Linked DNA regions of Homo sapiens: region 2 is linked to region 1. The links are chromatin loops, found by intact Hi-C in ENCODE. Cell type or tissue: ovary. All regions are shown on one strand.

Evidence for each region. A loop is a pair of places that touch in the nucleus more often than their neighbours do. Peaks named below come from ENCODE experiments on the same cell type or tissue, not always from the same donor. Only the 100,000 strongest peaks of a DNase experiment are listed, where the experiment ranks them.
Region 2: it touches region 1 in a loop (5-fold over the local background); 3 of 110 quality-filtered maps call a loop at or near these places.

Annotation. Positions count from the first base shown.
Region 1 is chr4:99,382,166-99,387,165 of GRCh38, reverse strand. It overlaps LOC102723576 (a long non-coding RNA gene), which reads left to right. Exons shown (of 5, transcript XR_939020.3): 4 at 3,546-3,674. Among named protein-coding and RNA genes, the nearest start is that of ADH1C, 32 kb to the right of the region's middle. In ovary, no CTCF peak of the experiment used is centred here; a DNase peak (open chromatin) is centred at 3,015; H3K27ac peaks cover 3,459 bases.
Region 2 is chr4:99,298,147-99,303,146 of GRCh38, reverse strand. LOC100507053 (a long non-coding RNA gene) reads right to left here. Exons shown (of 10, transcript NR_037884.1): 8 at 2,777-2,848; 9 at 2,492-2,678; 10 at 1,791-2,196. Among named protein-coding and RNA genes, the nearest start is that of ADH1A, 9.7 kb to the right of the region's middle. In ovary, no CTCF peak of the experiment used is centred here; a DNase peak (open chromatin) is centred at 2,146; H3K27ac peaks cover 2,143 bases.

The DNA of each region.
Region 1 (5,000 bases):
ATGTAGAATGAGTGGGAGCCCTAAGCTTGATTTCCTGCAACTAGACAGTCCCATCTAGGGGTGATGGGAGACAGTGACAGATAATCAGGTATTCAACTGTCATAAGGAGTGCACATCCTGGATCTCTTGCATGTGCAGTCCACAATAGAGTTCTCACTCCTATGAGAATCTAATGCTCTGCTGATCTGTCAGAAAGCAGAACTCAAGCAGTAAAGCAAGCGCTAGGGAGCGGCTGTAAAAACTGATAACATTTTGTTAGCTCGCTCATCACTCACCTCCTGCTGTGTGGTCTGGTTCCTTAATAGTCCATGGACTGTTACTGATTGGTGGCCCTTGGGTAGGGGCCCCTGAAGTATACGACTGATTATGAATGAATAATGTGCACATGAATTACCTGGGGATCTTGTTAGAATGTAGATTGTGCTTCAGTAGGCACAGTGGGCCATGAGGTTCAACATCTCTAATAAACACCCCAGTGATGCCCACGTTGCTGGTCTGTGGACCTCACTTTGAGTAGCAAGGGCTTAAGCCACTCTTAGTTAGTATTCTGTAACTTGGAACCCAGGTATCACTATGGATGATGCCCCGACCTTTATGCATTCCTCTCCCTTAGATTAGATTGGCACTTCCAAGTTCCTTGAAGTGATGACTTCTCATTTTCTCTATGATTCTAACTTTTAAGATATTATATTATCTAATGCTAAGGTATTCCTTGACTATGCAATTTTCCTTCTGGCCATAAAAAATTATCCTCTCTGTCAGGTCTCAGGCTTCTTTGATGTTTATTAAGCCATCCTGATTTTTTGTGTTTAAATTTGCCCAATATATATGCTTAAAGACTAATGGGTACTCAAAATATTAATTAAATGAAAAACTACTACCATCTATTTTTTATATCTTTGATTTTTATTATTTTGGTTCAAGAAGTATCTTTTTGTTTTGTTGTCCTGTTCTAGGGTCTCTTGATAAGTATCTAGAAGTTGTCCAGATTGCTGATTTGACGTCAAGAGTGTCAATTCTGGTCTTTACTATTTCCATTTTGAGTTTTTATTTGTTGGCTTGTTTGCTTGCTTGTTTTTACTATTATATTCCTAGTTTATTGTGTAAGTTGTTCATTCACTGGGATTCCACTTGGAGCTCAGCCTTTACTTTAGCCGTAATGGGTCAAAGCATCCATTTCATAGAGGCTATTCTATTCATACACCTGGAGAAGACCAATGAACCAATTGCTTTCTAAAATTATGATTTGTTTCTTATAAAAAGTTATGTTCTTTTATGTTTTCGGGTGTTGTCTTCCCCCCCTTATATTGCAGTATTGTTTTATAGGCCCCATTTTAGTTTCTTCTTGTTTCCTTTTTCTTATATAAAATTGTTTCTGATACTGCATTTGTCAAAAGATAGGGTGAGTGGAACAGCCTTAAGCTTCCATTCTGTCTACTTGGGAGCTTGTTTGGTAGCTAAAGCTAAATTCTATTTTCATGCACAGCACCTAGCCATGCAATATGCAGTTCTTAATTAAGCAACATAACACATGGGACTAGACCTCCTCATTAACTGTTCCCACAGGCTAACTCCATCCACACTTGCAATACGTTTCCTTTGTTCACACTAAGCATACCAGGATGCCCTGTGCTTTCTCCAGACCGCTTTTATACAATATGTTGCATTCATAAAGAAGCCTGGATAGAGAAAGAGCAGTAGTAATGGTGCAGGATGTGTCTAGGAGAAGTAGGATAATTCCAATGGGCAAAGACAATTCTACATGGTCTGTTCAGGAATGATAACATTTCCTGATGGTCAGTAGAGCTCTTTAATCTGAAAAAGGCATAGAGAGGAGAGATAACAAAGTATTTTCATATTTCCTTTGGCATATGGTTCAAAAGCTAGAGTATGTGGTATGCCTCAAAAACTGTGCTTCTCAATACAGATGAAAAATCTATTCTGACTATGGCCTTTGAATTTATATTGTGGATACTAGCTTTTGTAGTAATTGTTGGCTTCATTGGGTGGAGGCACAGGAGGCATGATTATTCATCTATCATGTTAACCCAGTAATTTAATCCAAATACGCAATAACCTAGAGAATTAAGGAACCTGTGATCAGACCCCCATATTAGCAAGGGATATAAGAAAATACAGAATTCCCATTCTAGATATTTCACCAACTACATGTGACCTGAAAAAATTGCATAATCTCAGAGGGCCCTTAATTTTATCATGTGTGAAATAATTTAGACTAAATAATACCATCTAGCTGTAATTTTTTGTTTAAAAAATCCTCAAAGTACAATGGAAATGTTTTTATTTTTCCTACAGAGATTTAAAGTCCAAAAAGTCTTATAAAGCACAGGTTCTCATTTTCAAAAGACATAATGCTTAGAATTCATTATATTTTTTACAGAATATCATGTAATATTGATGTTACATTTAGAGTAACTAATTATGTAATTCTGAGATTATAGAATAAACATATGGAAGCAGATGTTTAAGTTTATGATAGAGAAAAAAATTATATTATTTTACTTCTGCTTCCTACTATTTTCTTGTTCTACATATTCTTTTTAATTATCTTTTTAGTTCTAGAAGACTTTTACAAATTGGCCTTACAATTAACTTTACTGAACTTTTCAGATTCTTGAGAATATTATTTGACATGAGGTGTCCAAACAGATATTAAACTTAGCTTGTATAACTTTGTCAACAAGCTATTAAATTGCTATTAAACTTCCTTGTTTAATTATTCTAATCATAACAATTCAGAAGAAAACAGGCAACTCTGACCCCATGGCTTATGCACCTGGCTTGGTCCTTTGGGTCTTTCCAATTACTGTGTGGTGTTCGAGGTAGATTTTAATCCCATAAGATTAAGAATAAACATTTCTTTCTTTATTTTCCTTTTAAAGGCAGAAGTTTTGAAATAAAGTTGAAATGTGTGGTGTCATTCTACCTGGAACATGTCCACATAGAACGAAAAGCATTTTTTTTCCTTTTCTTTTGGCTGCAGTGCAAACATGGTGCACATGCACAGGAAGCGTGACTGCGTGTTTTTACTAATGCATAACACATGTCTGGGAGTGCTTGACTCCTAAAAAACCATGAGTTTTTCACTTACTTTGCACGTGGTACCCTGAAGTTATAAGAGTGCTACAAATTATTCAGTAAACATGTAACAAAGTTCAGAAAGAGTGATGGTAGAAATGGGTGTCCAGAAAGAGAGTAAACAGATGTTTTCATTCAACAACCATGACCTTCAGCTTTGGCAATAAAAGTAAATATAAATGACATTGGAATTTTCCACCCAGATCCAAGGCTAGCCTTCTGGTTTAAACTTCTTTATATCTCTATGACATTATCTCCTTCTAAGACCTTCTTCTCAATTGACCCGAAACATTCATATGATTGGTGGCCAGAGAAATATCGATCAAGATTATTGCTATTTACTCCCCGATGTTTAAAATAGGACTTTGAAGCAAGACAATAAGCTTAAAAGCCAAGCTGTTTAGGGTAGAGAATTTTCTAAATTCCTTTTCTTTTTTTTCTTAAAGGCTGAAGAAGACTCAGATTTCTGACACAATGGTAACACCTATCCCTTCTGCCTGTGACTGCCAGGGCTTGCTGTATGATGATAAGAAGAGAATGTGACACAGAGGAAGGGGAAAAAGTCCATCCCTCTGGTAGTAGGGGGTTGTGGAATGGGAGGGAAAAAGGGAGAAGGAGAAGTAGAAAATACTCATATCTAAATGTCTTCATGTCTTCTGCTTGACTTTAGCCAGGAATGAGTGTTAGGAAAGAGGGGATGCTCTAGAAGAGGAAGCTATGGAGTCTTATTTGGGTCTATGTAAATAGCCCAACCACAGGCCCTTCTGCCCAATCTAGGGCAGACCCATACCAGAGTTTAACGTGGCAACAAAGTGTGGTTAGACAGAAGTTAGGCATGGAGTTTAGCTTTTCAAGGCAGCTTTCCATCACTACAAGGCCAAGGCAGAAATTAAATATCTCATTTCCTTTTTGCAGGGTAGAGCAAGCAGGGCAAAGGGGAATGACTGAGCAATCAGGTGACTTGAGAGCCAAATAACATTCCCATTCACAGGGTCTGAATTGGTGAAATGTATCAAGATCTTCAGCTTGAGATGGACCATCAGAGCAGGAGGCCAGAAGAGAGACATGGGGTTTGTTGTGATAACTAGAGCTAAAGTGAGCTAAGTGATCAGTAGAGCAACACTGGGCTCTGGCCAACCAAAATAAACCAGACCATGAGCTCCACCAGATAAGGCCCTCTGCTACAAGTACAGTAGGTGAGCAGCACCCAGGCAGAGAGAGGCATTGTCAGGAAGACTGAAGGAAAGAGGAGCATCACAAGTGATGAGGAGCTGATCTTCACCTAGGCAAGGAGGTGGGAAAGTCTTCCTTCCCCCAGATGCCCTGGGAGAGAATTGGGGAACAGGAAGACTCTGGGAAACTGAGCATTTCTTTTTATCAAAAGATAAAGAGCACAAGGATTATTTACATCATTGTAATAACCTACATTTTTTAGGCATAATTTTAGAAACATATCTTGGCTGCATATATGTGAGATTGCTTACATTTTTAAACATTACAATTGCTTATTAAATAAAAGAAGGACCCAAATAAGAAAGAAGAGAAAAAATAAGCAAGATGCTTAAAATGACTTATCTCCTTCAACAGTAGAGTTCTCCAGCAAGAGAAATACTAAAACCTAAGCTGTTGCTTTAGCACTAAGATTAAGGTTCCTTCCCAAGTGTTAGTCCCAGTAAAGAAGGGTATGAGAAAAAATTGTGAAGTGCATGCAATTTGTTGTTACTTCTTTCATGATTCAACATTCTACTAAGCTACCTGATTTACCCTGGTTTTGTTGTTGTTATTGTTGTTTTTAGCCATTACAAATACTTTGCTCTCAGGGAAGACTCAGATATTAATTATAAATCTCAGGGTGAGTTTATTAATGCTAAATGATGAACAGTGTTATATTGAAAGATATT
Region 2 (5,000 bases), 84 kb after region 1:
AAGAAAATTCTCCTAGGCCTTAATAGAAAACTTTCAGAGCTATTAAACATGAAATTATTATAAGGTCAAATAGATTTTTGGCTATAGACTCGCAAGATTAATGCAAACAAGCTTTTGGAGTTACTTGGTTACCTGGGTAGTCCTGGATTTTGCCTTTTTTCTCCCAAGACGCTTATAATTGGATTTTTTTTTTGAGACGGAATCTCGCTCTGGCCCAGGCTGGAGTGCAGTGGCGCGATATCTCGTCTCACTGCAAGCTCCACCTCCCGGGTTCACGCCATTCTCCTGCCTCAGCCTCCCGAGCAGCTGGGACTACAGGCGCGCGCCACCATGCCCGGCTAATTTTTTGTGTGTGTATTTTTAGTAGAGGCGGGGTTTCACCGTGTTAACCAGGATGGTTTCGATTACCTAACCTCGTGATCCGCCCGCCTCGGCCTCCCAAAGCGCTGGGATTACAGGCGTGAGCCACCGCGCCTGCGCTCAATTCTCAAGAGATTTTTTTTTTTTTTTTATGATATCATAGTCTTCTTTCATGCATATATCTTTTCTCTTTGTAAATAATAACAGCTTTTAAAAACATTTTGTATTTTTTCACTTCATGGATTATTTCTTCTAACTTCTTTTTTCTTTGCTTTGTTTCTATCTTTCCTATTACAAAGCTGGAATCACTCCACATTTCTGATGATCTTGGTTGTCTTCTGTTGCAGGATGGGGCACTAACGAGCTATCGGGAAGCTCTGAATACATGGGTGGCATCTGTGTCATGTGAGATTTGCTATAGAACTCTCTGGTGGGATTAATTGCTGGGGAATATAATGTCAGTAAGGGTGGGTATTTTCTCTTGGGCTGGTCAGATTTTTCAAAGGATGATTTTGGAAGTTTCCGTGCAGAAGACACATGCCCAGCTGCCAGCACTCTGGGGCCCAAGAGGGCAATTGAGAATTGAAAATCATCACAGCAGAGTAGAAATCCAATAGAAACATAAAAGATCTCAATAAATTTATGCCGTGGTGTACCTTTTCTCCAGACGATAACTAATGAAGTGCCCCCAAACTGATGATTCAAAGAAAGGTGTGATATCTGACAAGCTGATGCTCTCACCCTGGGGAGAGGGAAGGGATTCCCCAGGACTAGGGTGAGGAGGCTCCAGGATGGCAGGTGTGGCCAGAGGCAAAGCACCTCCCGCCCACATGGGAGTAAGTCAAAGGCTCCAGAGAGATACGCAGCTGGGAATAAAATTTCCAGAGACTGTATCAACAATCATGGTGTGTCTCAAGCAATTTAAACGGAAATAAAGTTGACGTGTTCTCAAAAATATGCTAAAAAACTCAAAAGTGGCTTTAAAGCTGACATAGACATATAAAATATGTGTCTATGAAAATAATAGTAGAACCTACCTCATAGAGTTATTCTGAGGTTTACATGAGTACATAATTTGAACCAACCATTTGGAACAGCAACTGGCACATGCTGAGAGTGGCAAGGATATTACCTATTATTCTTTAGGTTATTAAACTCTAGAGTTAGGCTTCGTGGAATCCTGGCCCCACCACTAGCTGTGTTACATTGGGAAATTGATGCAATCTCTCTAAACCTCAATGTCTTCATCTGTACAATGTGCATGGCAATGGCATTTACCTCATAAGTTAATGCTAAACATTGCACTAAATGAGGCAATGTATGCTCAAAAATGAGCATAGTCAGCACTCCATAAATGTTAGCTATAAATAGTAATAATTTGTGCTTTTTACAAAAATTTATATTTTAACTTCAAAAAGGAAAACAATCTCCACCATTAAAGAACTCTTTAATTTTTAGATACTTTTATATTGCGACAAACATACCATTTGTATTACTCTGTATTGTTTTAATAAACACTTGGTATTTCTACATCATCTCAGTAATTACATGTTTAAGCATCTGCCAAGAACATTTTCAGGATAATTTAAAATACATCAATACATCATCAAAACACTTTTGGAACATTCAGATGGTTTGTAGTTTGGTTCTCACAGAGAAGACTGGATGGTACATCTTTGTTTTTGGATTGGGCTTCTTAGGTTATTTCCCAACTCCCTTCACAGGAGGAATGTAAGCAAACATTTTGATCTCTCACACATGCTCTTCTTGGCAGGATTCCAGGCTCCACAGCCGCTGCAAGACCAGCAAGTATTTCCGCTCCCTCGACATCTTGGGCTTCAGTACCAAAATCAAAATGAAATGCTAATTGAGTAGGGATTGATGGCTTTGAATGTGGCATTTTCAAAAATTTCTCTAGGAACTTAAAATGTATTCTATTTATTGCAGTGTGCTATAGAGTATGCATCTATTCCATTCTCAAGTTCTGTTTACTGCTACTAAAGTCCCTCTCCCAATTTTCATTTTGCACCTCATCCCAAAACATGCTTTAAGGTTGTTATTTATGCACATACATGAACTGTTACAATTCTTTCTAGCAATCTTTACAATAATATTAATCTCATTATCTTACCAAGTTATTTAACCCCCAAAATGAAGGATTTGAACTGAAGATAATTTCTGCAAGTTACAGTATTCTTTGTCAGGCCCATGTAAATTATGGACCTCTGCGGAAAAGAAGACAGTTGGATCTCTTGCAGGGATGCTGGTCTGTCCTTCTCCAGGCTTTGGAGTCACATCTTCGCACTGCTCATCATTACCTGTATAATTATATTAGAGATGCCAATCCTTGCCTTCCACTAACCTTCCAAGAGAGCTTGTGGTAATTTGTTACGTCAGCAATAGAAAATTAACACACCTCTGTTGCAAACATGGCCATCTAGGATCTGCGGGTAGGCACATCTCCGTCTTTGATCTCAGCCTGGAAAAGCTCATCAATTTTAAGAAGCCATAAGATTAGATTAGGTTCACCTGGATAATCCAAGCTAATCTTCCCATCCCAAGACCTTTAACTGAATCATATCTACAAAATCCATTTTTGCCCTGTAAAGCAACATATTTCTAGATTCCAGGGATTGGGAGCGGACTTCTTTGAGGGCCATTATTCTGCCTACCAGGCAGAGGATCACTCCCCCAAAGTGAATCAAGTATATCATCTCCCTGGATAAGCTAAATTTAGAATATGGTACTTTGTGAAAATGTAATATAGAATCAGGTTGGCTTGCAGAGACACACATAGAGAGAGAAGTAGAGGAAAGTGATGCCCTGTGATCCCCAGAGATTGACAGGGTTACCTGTGGACATTCCAGATGTTGCTCCAGAGGGCCTGCTATGGCCCTCTGATACTAGAACACTGGCTTTCAATAATGTGGCAACTGCTCTTCCCACCTGCCCATCTAAACGTTTAGAAGGTGGGACAAAGAGTAAGCACAGAGTAGTTGCCAGATGGTATTAAGAAAGATCTCCTGACTGTATGGAGTTTATCCCAAAGTGCTTTCGGTATTTCATGGAGCCATATGCTCAAAATGTGATGGAAGCTCATAAGTGGATACCACATTTCCAAATTCATTATGGCCTTGAAAACAAGGTGGTAGTGGCTATAATTCCCTTAAATGCTAGGTCTCCATATGCGAGAGATGATTAAACAGAAAAATGAATAAAAGGGTGTATGAAAGGGAAAAAATGTATTCAATATTATTTGTCCATACTGTTGATTGCATATATACCTTTCAATTCCATCTCATCTTTCTTGATAAATCCTTTTTGGGGGGTAACTGATAATTTTATTTTGGGATTGATAACAGGTTTTTTACTTTTATTTATTTATTTTTTCTATTTCAATAGGTTTTGGGGGAACAGGTGGTGTTTGGTCACATGAATAAGTTCTTTGGTGGTGATTTCTGAGATTTTGGTGCACCCATAACTTGAGCAATGTACACTGTACATAGTGACTAGGTTTTATCCCTGACCTCCCTCCCACCCTTATCACTGAATCCTCAAAGTCCATTGTATCATTCTTTTGCCTTTGTGTCCTCATAGCTCATCTCCTACTTATGAGTGAGAAAATATGATATTTGGTTTTTCATTCCTGAGTTACTTCACTTAGAATAATGGTCTCCAATTCCACCCATCTTGCTGCCAGTGCCATTATTTAGTTCCTTTTTATGGCTGAGTAGTATTCCATAGTGTTTGTGTGTGTATGTGTTTTATCTAGTCAATGATCGGTGGGCATTTGGGCTGACTCTATATTCTTGCAATTGTGAATTGTGCTACTATAAACATGCGTGTGCAAGTATCTCTTTCTTATAATGACTTCTTTTCCTCTGGGTAGATACCAAGTAATGGAATTGCCGGATCAAATGGTAGATTTTCTTTTAGTTCTTTAAGGAATCCCCTCACTTTTTTCCATAGTGGTTGCACTAGTTTACATTCCAACCAACGGTGTCAAAGTGTTCCCTGTTTACTGTATCCACACCAACAAGTATTATTTTTTGATTTTTTGATTATGGCCATTCTTGAAGTAGTAGGAAGGCATCACATTGTGGTTTTGATTTGCATTTCCCTGATCATTAGCGATATTGAGCATTTTTTCATATGTTTGTTGGCCATTTGTTTATTTTCATTTGAGAATTGCCTACTCACATCCTTAGCCCACTTTTGAATGGGATTGTTTGTTTTTCTCTTGCTGATTTGTTTGAGTTCTTTGTAGATTATTGATATTAGTCCTTTGTCAGATGTATAGATTGCCAAGATTTTCTCCCACTCTGTGGGTTGTCTGCTTAATCTGCTAATTATTTCTCTTGCTGTGCAGAAGCTTTTTAGTTTAATTAAGTCTCATCTATTTATCGTTGTTTTTGTTGCATTTGCTTTTGGGTTTTTGGTCATAAGTCTCTGCCTGAACCAATGTCTAGAAGGGTTTTTCCAATGTTATCTTCTAGAGTTTTTATGATTTCAGGTATTTGATATAAGTCTTTGATCCAGCTTGAGTTGATTTTTGTGTAAGTTAAGAGATGAGGATCCTGTTTCATTCTTCTACATGTGGCTTGCCAACCATCCCAGCACCATTTGTTGAATAGGGTGTC